Regions from separate parts of the Homo sapiens genome. Here region 1 is linked to region 2. A link is a contact called in ENCODE Hi-C or POLR2A ChIA-PET data. All regions are on one chromosome and are shown on one strand. Each heading gives the region's core, a stretch centred on a gene start or an enhancer-like site at or near the end of the contact. The rest is flanking DNA. Distances are from core to core; before and after follow the strand shown. Region 1 holds the start of TIAM1-AS1 (TIAM1 antisense RNA 1). Region 2 holds the start of TIAM1 (TIAM Rac1 associated GEF 1).

Region 1 (4,497 bases), core at 1,328-3,827, 210 kb before region 2:
TCCAGTGGAAGCTGTTTATTTATTCAGTAAACATTATTAAATGCTACTATGTGCCAGGTACTCTTCTAAACACATTTTTTTTTTAAATTGTTGTTTTTTATTTATTTTTTTTTTGGAGACGGAGTCTCGTTCTGTTGCCCAGGCTGGAGTGCAGTGGCGCAATCTCGGCTTACTGCAACCACTGCCTTCTGGGTTCAAGCAATTCTCCTGCCCTCAGCCTCCTGAGTAGCTGGGACCACAGGAGTACACCGCCATGCCCGGCTAATTTTTTGTATTTTTAGTAGAGACGGGGTTTCACCGTGTTGCCCAGGCTGGTCTCAAACTCCTGAGCTCAGGCAATCTGCCCATCTTGGCCTCCCAAAGTGCTAGGATTACAGGAGTGAGCCACCGCGCCTGGCCAGCACATTGTTAATATTAACTCATTCATCCTCGTACCAACTGTATGTGGTATGAAGCACTATTGTTATCTCATTTATATAAATGGGGAAACCGAGGCACGGAGGCCTGAAGTAACTTGCCCTAGGTAACAGCTAGAAAGGAACCGGGCCTGAAATTAGGCAGCCTCACTCCAGGGTCTGTTCTTTTAAGGATGGCCAGATGTACTTCTAAACTTCCTTAGGGAAAAACCCTCTACTCATTTTCAAATATATGTATTTCCCCTAGATGGTGGCTTGTAACAGGTAAAGAAATGGCTCTTTGTCCTGGGATGAAAAGCTTCTCAAGGGAATTATTCTCCATTCCAAGCTGTTGGCTGAAACGAGGCTGGTTTTGGAAGGGGTGTCTTTGGAAAATCTCTCAAACTTGACTCAAAAACCTCCCTGTAATACTGATCATGGAACCTGGTGGACGCATCCGTTCAAGAGCTACCATGCTACCCATTCTTCTCAAACTGATGTTTTAGAAGCACTTCAAATCCTTAAAGCTCTTGCCTATAATTATAGCTCCTCTATAATTCATGGATTCCATGTTTTTTCAGTGCCCCAAATGTGCCAAACACTGTGCTAGGACTGGGATCCAGCAGGGAAGATAGATAAGATTCCGGCTTCCATGGAAGGCTGCAGTGCAACAGGCAACTTCAGCCCCGTGTCATACAGGCCTGTGAGGGGAGCACAGGGGGTGGAAGCACTGGAAGTGGAAATGTGGCATCTAACCTTGACAGGGTACAGGAGGCTTCCCGGGGTCTGTAAGAGCAGTAGTTCAGCAATGCCTACTGCATGGATGCCTTGGCGGCCAAGCTGGGATCTGAAGAAGGGTAGGAATTAGTGAAGTGAAGGGAGGGGCTGGGGGTTGACGTGTTCTGGGGAAAGAAAAGAGACCCAGAGTTGGGAGCGCAAAATGAGATTTTTCTGCTTAGAAGGATCATTCTGCAAAGTGGAGAACAGATTTCAGGGGGCAAGGCCTGGGACAGAAGGACGATGGGAGCCCTTTACTGAGGTCCAGGTGAGACAGGATGGGAGGAATGGGTTTGGGAGGTTAACAAAAATGGATGGGAGAGGGTTAAGAAGAAGGAGGAATCAGGGATGACTTTCAATTTTCCGGTTTAGGTTTATCTTCCACAGCGTGGGCAATTCTTTTTGTTTTCAACAAGATCACCCCGGGAGCGCAGACCTTCCCAGCTCCCGGGGCGAACACGTGTGTATGGAATCAAGGTGTAAGGAACATACATCCCAGCCTTTGTTGTAAATGGGGAAGTCTAGAGCTCTTCAGGAGAGGAGGAAGCTCCGGCCTCGTGTAGGGAAAGGTTTCGCTCGAGGCTGTACCGCCAGCGTCTCCGTTTCCGCGTTCTCCACAACCTTGCGAGAGGTAAACTGCAACTGTAGTTTCCGGATTTTACAGAGGAGCCCAGGAGGTCTGCGTGAACCCTGCCCGAGTCACTTACTCTGCCCAGCAGGTAAGCGTAAGGCCCAAACCCCACGCTGTTATTCCAAGTTCGCTTGCTGGGCACGGTAAGTGAACCCTGGGAGTCCTGGACTCTGGTGAAGGCCACCATGCCCTACCTGGAGGCTGCTCAGGGTCTAACATCCTCTAGCATCCACGGGAAGGGATTGCGTTAGGATTTTTTTCTCTCGTAAAAAAGTTCCTGTCTCCCCCTAGAGCCAGGCACACGCCTCCCGCGCCAGACCACTTGTCCCAGGCACAACATTTTTTGACTCTTCGCCTCCCCCGTTTCGATCCCCCTTCCTCTCCGCCTTAGGTGGCAGGAAAATCCTTTACCTCCGACCAATCCCACCGATGCCGAGCCGCGCGCGCGCGCCAACTAGAGCTCCGTCTGTGCACGCCATTGGCCACCTCCACCTATGCGAGATGACAGGCAGCTTCGCGGACCTATCGCCGAGGGAGGCAGAGGCCTCCGGCCCTCCCAAAGCTGCTTTGTTAGGGGCTCCCTGGTCGTCCCCCGGCCCGCCGCGCCTCCGCTGCCTGCGGGCGATCTCCCCGGGCCGCGCTGACGGAGCCTCGCAGGAAGGCATCTCTGGAGCGCGCGCCGCCCGCGCCCCTCCAGCCGCGCGCTCCGAGCCTGGCTGCGGCGCGGATACCCGGCGTGCGCCCATAGTCGCTCTACAGCCCAACTCCGAACGCCCCGCTCCTGCATCCACCGCCTCGGATTGGCTGGCCGGAGGCGGAGCGATTGTCAGGCGGCCCAATCGGAGCTCGGTTTCCCACGGGCTCCCGCGGCCCGGCCCCCGAGGCCGCAGGCGGAGGGGCCCTGACAGCTCCGATTGGCAGACCACGAGCGGGTTCGAGCGCGGCCGGCAGAGCAGCGCCGCCGCCGTCGGGCGCGCAGCTCTGCAGCTCCGCGGACGCCTTGGCGCCCGCAGCCCCAGGGGCACGGCTGCCCCGCATCGTGCCCGGCCCCGTCGCGGAGATCCCGGACGACCGTCGCGGGTGAGTACCGCGGGCCTGGGGTGCGCGGGCGTCCGGCCGGAGCCGCCCCGGGAGACGGCGGCGAGGATGCCCGGAGCCTCGGTGCCCGTGCCGGGCACGTTCTGACCCCCGTCTCCCGCACACTGGGGCTCCCGGCGGGTCCTAGCTCCCCCCGATCGGGCTTTCCACGTATTGTTTTCGTGTTCACACACTTGGGAGGTGGGGAGATGCGGGGAGGAGAGGCAGGAGGAGGCATCCCTCGCGCGAAGGAGGGAGACGAGACCGTGCAGCCCAGGTGCCTTCGCTGGATGGAAATGACAGCGTCCGGACGTCGGCATTCGGTCCTCTCGGCAGCAGGAGGTCAGCGCTGACCTGCGGCGGCCGCGGCACTTTGTATTTTATCGGCTGATTTTTGTCAACTTCGGGGAGGGCGTGCTTGTGCATCCTTGTGTCTATGTTTGCGTCTCGGTCCCTGACTTAGGCACCTCCGGGCCTGGCTTTTCGGCGACGCGTCCTGGGCGCTCACCTTGGCGATCCGTGCCGCCCTCGGGGCCGGGCTCACCGGGCGGAAAGCCCGGGGGCCGGCGCACGGAGCTGGGGACCCGCGACGAACCCCCGGAGGGGGGCATTAAAAGCGGAATCCTGCGGGTGCGCAGACAATGCCTCATCCGGGCGGTCGGGTCCCGGGGACTGTGCCCTGGGTCCCCGCGCCCTATCCCGTCCCCGCCTCGCCCTCTCACCAGCTCTGCCGCTGCGATGCTGCTGCGCCGCGCCCCTCGCCACCCGGCTGGGGACCCGCGTGGGGCCCGCTTTTGTTTACAGACCTCGCCATTGGGCGAGAGCAGCGCGCCGTGCGCCCCCCAGCCCCGGCGGCTGCCGCTTGCCCCCTCGAAACCTGGAGAAGTTGTTGCGCGCTGTCAGGTGACGCCCCCTCCCCCCGGCCGCGGGGCGGGATGCTGCAGGGGAAAGATGCCGTCTCGGCGCCTTCGCGCCCAGCCCCCGCCGCGCACGGCGCCTCTAGGTCCCCTGCACCCGGGGGCGCCCGTGTCCCAGCCTGGGGTCCAGGCTGGCGGCCCTCGGGGCGCCGACTCGGCCACACTCACCCGGTTCCAGTCGTCGCGTCTCCTGGTCTTGCCCCCGGGTCAGCCCTGGTTGACTCGGAGCCTGCCTTTTCCCGCGCGCTGGCAGGTCTTGAAGGACGTGCGCGAGCCCTTGGGGACACTGTGCAGTCTGTGCCCGCCTCGGTGACACCCGCGCGGCCCCGCAGGGCAGCTGTGCCGCATCCCGAGTCAGAGCCGTCCGGATCGGGTTACCCATGCACGCTGACTTGGCGCATACTTTGAGTTGGAGCAGAGGTTTAGAGCCTGTGCGCTGAGGTCAAACAAACCCGGGTTCCAGTACCTGCTCGGTGTCACTCACAAGCTGGGTGATCCCGGCCGAGCTATTCTATCTTCCTGTGTCTCAGTTTGCGCATCTGTAAAGTGGGGATAAGGAATAACCTCTAGGGGGGCGGGGCTTAAACGACCATATAGATTAACCTCAAAGCACAGTGACAGCCACGTATGAAATATTAGAGTCCTGTTGATTCTGTGTTAGAGGAAATCTGTAATAGAGGATGGCCCCTTGTCGCTTTCC
Region 2 (4,338 bases), core at 1,139-3,638:
TGACTGATGGGCCTCGATGGGGCTGCTTTGTCTCAGTATCTGTCACATCTCTCGCTGCACACCATGTCGGCTTCCCCGAAGTACGCGATCTCTGATTCTCAAGACAGTCCCGCCTGGCTTTACATCATCCTTCTCCCATCCCCTTCATGATTGTTTTCATCCAGATTCAGCGTAAGTCAGTAGCTTGGTGAGTGCATGGATGCCAAGGCTGCACCCAAAACCACGGGATGCTTTCCTGCCTCTGATCTCAGTGTCTGCTTTCTTCTGAGCCCATATGTATGGTTCTCAGCGATTGAATGCTGCACAGTGGAAAAGGAGAAGTGTTGTTTCATGTTTTTCTAAGTCCCTGGAGAGTCTCTTCAAATTGATGATGCTATATGGAATAGATGGAATACATTAATTAAATGACAGGTGATAGTGAAACTTCTAAATCAGGGTTTCTCAGCAGCAGCAGCACTATTGGCATTTGTGGCTGGATAATTCTTTGTCGTGGGGGCCTGTTATATGCATGATAGGATGTAGAGCAGCATCTCTGGACTCTACCTACTAGATATCAGTAGCAACCCCCAGCTGTGACAACCAAAAATGCCTCCAGATATTGCCAAATGTTCCCCGGAGGCAAATTCACCTCCAACTAAGGACCATTGCTGTATCCAAACATTCTTCTCTTTCTTCATTCTGTTTATTTATTTATTTTCAAGACAGAGTCTCACTCCGTCACCCAGGCTGGAAGTGCAGTGGTGTGATCTTGGCTCACTGCAACCTCCACCTCCCAGGTTCAAGCAATTCTCATGCCTCAGCCTCCTGAGTAGCTGGAATTACAGGCACACACCACCGTGCCTGGCTAATTTTTGTATTTTTAGTAGAGACGGGGTTTCACCGTGTTTCCAGCCTGGTCTCAAACTTCTGACCTCAGGTGATCCACCTGCCTCAGCCTTCCGAAGTGCTGGGATTATAGGCGTGAGCCACCGTGCCCATTCTGTTCCTTTAGATGTGTTTGTGGGTACTCTTTTGTTTATTTGCTTAATTCATTTATCAGGTGGTTATTAAATTTTCTGCTATACCAGCCTTTATACCAGCCTATATTCTTTACCAAGAATGTAAAGATGAACCAGCCATCTCTTTCTTCATGTTCATATACATATGAATATATATATGTGTGAATCCGTGTGGATATATATGAATATATATAAAATATATATATGGATATATATACATATATATTTGAGTCAAGTTTAAATGTTTCTGAAAGTTCCCTTTTTAGAGTACTGTTTCCAGGCTGCATCCCTGGCTGGCATTTGAGTCATTATGACTTCTTTAATGAATGTTGGGTTTTTATTTTTGTAGCCTGTGTCTTTGAGGAAAGTCCCTTGCAGTATGGATGAGTATCCTTAGTTTTTGGCACAGCTTTTAACCTTATAAAATGATAATACTCTATTAATCTATCAATTTCATCCATGAATGCTTCAACCCTTTCAGATATAGCCTCTCACTTGTCACTTCAGATTTACCGTTTTCTTCTTTTGTGATTTCTTTCATTCTCTTTAACCAGCCACCTGAGGCATCATTTAACCTGAGGTCATTTAAAGTTTTATTTAAAGAAACTTCTGTTTGGAAACCAAGGTCAAGCACAGCAGAGGGATGTTCATTGCATGGCTTTCTGGTAAACTTTAAGTTAGCATGTTCCCTTTCACATTTTTAGAAACTGATATAAAAATTGCTCATGGGAAATCAAATTTGGGGCAGTTTTCTTTCCAGGGGGAAGGAAAGAGGGATGTATTTCAGCGAGGAAGAGGTTGACAGATAGTTTCCACTATGTGAGTAATTTTAATTTTTTTATGCTACATGGTGGGCACGTGGGTGTTCATTATATTCTTTTCAAATATATGTTGTATATTGGAAATACTTTCTAGTACATATGAAAGAAAAGGCAGCCAACTGAAAGTTTGGTTTCTGTTTTTCTGCCCTTCACTCCTTTTCAATAGATGTTTGGGAGTTAGGTCTCCACTGAATGAACTACCCACGTTTCTGTCCTTGAAGGGCTGGTGGGGGGCGCTTATGTAACATTGCTGGCCTTTTATATCTTTTAAGAGGCGCTGCTTTTTTGCCACGTGCTGTAGAAAATTATTTGACAAGCACTCACGCTTTGTGCAGGGTGACCAGGTTCATCCGTAAAATGGTTAAGACCTTTTCGAAATACATTGCCCCCAAGGATGTGGTGGGGAGGGTGCTGGGATTCTGAGTGACAGCCGGCGAATGCCAGAGGGAAGAATTAAATTGGAGAGGGAGGCGGAGAGGAGGGAGGTGATGGTGGGAGGAGGAAGGGAGGAGCGACCAACCCTCTCCAACACACCCAAGTGACCAGATTCATCATAGCACGAAACTTCACAAGTTACACCCACTGCCTCCGCCAGCAGCCGGGGAAGGCTGCTGCTTCCTCATTTCTGTTACTGGAAGTTTGGGACATGTGAAGCCAGACGGGGAGAAACGTGCGCGCCTTGTTGAGCAGCGGTGAGCTTGAATTTTGAAATCGATTCTTTCCACCGGCGAATCTCTTTGTGTCGGGTGGTCAGGGGAGGCAGCCGAATGTGGCTCTGAACGAGGATAGGTGAGAGCCCCGAGCTGAGCTGTGCAGCTGGGGCCGGGGAACCGTGCGTCCCGTGCCCCTTCCCAGAACGAGCAAGCGCGTCTCCAAGCTGCGCCCCGAGGCTCGGCGCGCGTTGCCGGCTGAGCTGCAGGGGACGGCGGCGACGCTGGTTCTGGCTCCAGGGTAAAGAGATTCGGGCTTTGAAAGCGTCATCTTTCCCCCTTGACTTCTGTAAGCGAGGATCATTGTATGGGATATGGGGTCGGGGAGGAGACTGCGGGATCACGTCACCCACCCAGGATGCGTCCTGCCCGGGGCTGTCCCGCTGCTCGTTGGGTAATTGCAGGTCAGTGCCATTGAAAAAGAACCCCATGACAGGCTTGGGAATCAAGTGAGAAAAAAGTTCCGAAGGAATATTCAGAAGCTGTGGCTCCCGACCGCACCTGGATGGGAGTTCTGGAGTGGGACGTCGGAAGTCTCGGGGTTCTCATTAATTTTACATCTGATTAAATTAGTTCGACTCTAGGTTCCTGGCTGTGGAGGTGTGATTTGTTTATCTGGATCATTTTTTTAAATGTCTGTCTTTCTGTGAAAGCTAGCTTACCTTTGGATCGATTGCCTAAGTCAATTTTGTGAGAGGAAGTTTGGGTGGAAGGTGGTGCTGGGGGCTGGGATCATTGCAAGTGGCAGTATGTCCCAGCAAAGGATAAACTTAGCTCAAATGAGGCTTCTCACAGACAGGATTTAGGTTTTATTTCAAGTCTGGAGCTGGTCACTGGGCTTCCATTTGGCCTGTGTAGCTTTTGCTCAGTGTGTAGGGGTCAGAGGGAGGCTATTGGGTTAACTGTTACCTGTTGCACTTGTTTCATACCTGATCAACAACTTAATAGTACACCAGCAGCTGGAGCTGGTTTTTGTTTTTTTGTAAGCGAATCCTTCATGAGAATGTTTACAGAATCATCTTACTTTGAGGGGAAGAAATGAAGGTGAAAAATGTGTGGCTCCTGTTGTATTTATAGCAAGCCAAATGTTCTTTCCCAGGTCTGGGGTGGGTACAATCAGGAAAATGTCAGTAGCTGATTTTATCATTTTTCTTATATCGAAGCGGAATTGGCAGACTCTCTCAGCATACCTTCCCTTGAACTTTGGGGGTCGGGAGGCAGGTTGCTGGGGCCGCAGTTTGCTTAGCTTGCTCTGACTCTCCCACTTCCTTGAAGTTAAAGATACAGATGGAGAGGAAATTACTTTTAAACCAAATCAGACATGGCTTAGGGAAGAACAACAGGTTGCATGATCCAGGGCTAGAGCCCTGAGTTCTAGCTCATTTTGAGCTCAAGAAAGGACCCAGCAGCAGGTAGATGTGAAATTGATGCTGACATGAGGTCTGTGATCTACTCCCTCACGCCCCTCCACCCCACAAGGAACCTTTAGTAACTCACTCAACAGGAAAGACAACCAAATTGGATCTCATGATAATGCTGGTGAAACTGACTAATAGACGGAGTTTTATGGAACAATAATTCTTAGCTACAAAAAGGGGAACTGCATTGTTCATAGAGCAAAGGTTTTTAGATATTGTCACATGTGACTGTTGGAAGATACCATCATGAGGACATTTGAAATTGGGGTTAATGCTAGTATATGACCGTGTAGATGTGAGAGAAAGTGGCAATTTCTGTATCATTATCTTTTCATATTGTCTCCCCACCTCTCCCAGTAAATAAGCTGGTTTGTCTCTGGTTGGTTATATT

What was found. A loop is a pair of places that touch in the nucleus more often than their neighbours do. ChIA-PET counts read pairs that join two places held with the same protein, here RNA polymerase II (POLR2A). Pooled maps may share reads with other maps.
Region 1: a loop to region 2 is called in a map of PC-9, with 4 times the contacts of the local background. The contact joins the promoter of TIAM1-AS1 here to the promoter of TIAM1 in region 2. A Hi-C loop is called at or near these places in 19 of 168 maps with a recorded cell type or tissue (CD4-positive, alpha-beta T cell, CD4-positive, alpha-beta memory T cell, CD8-positive, alpha-beta T cell and 12 more), 1 of 37 single-sample maps with no recorded cell type and 19 of 50 pooled maps. POLR2A ChIA-PET finds 5 or more read pairs at or near these places in 20 of 52 experiments (CD4-positive, alpha-beta T cell, CD8-positive, alpha-beta T cell, GM12878 and 12 more).

What each region holds. Positions count from the first base shown.
Region 1 is chr21:31,557,313-31,561,809 of GRCh38, reverse strand. It overlaps TIAM1-AS1 (TIAM1 antisense RNA 1), which reads right to left and starts at 2,577. Exons shown (of 2, transcript NR_171013.1): 1 at 2,215-2,577; 2 at 1,323-1,793. It also overlaps a transcript of TIAM1 not described here. RefSeq lists a silencer at 2,229-2,858 and enhancers at 2,138-2,950, 3,764-4,497.
Region 2 is chr21:31,342,311-31,346,648 of GRCh38, reverse strand. It overlaps TIAM1 (TIAM Rac1 associated GEF 1), which reads left to right and starts at 2,388. Exons shown (of 28, transcript NM_001353694.2): 1 at 2,388-2,511.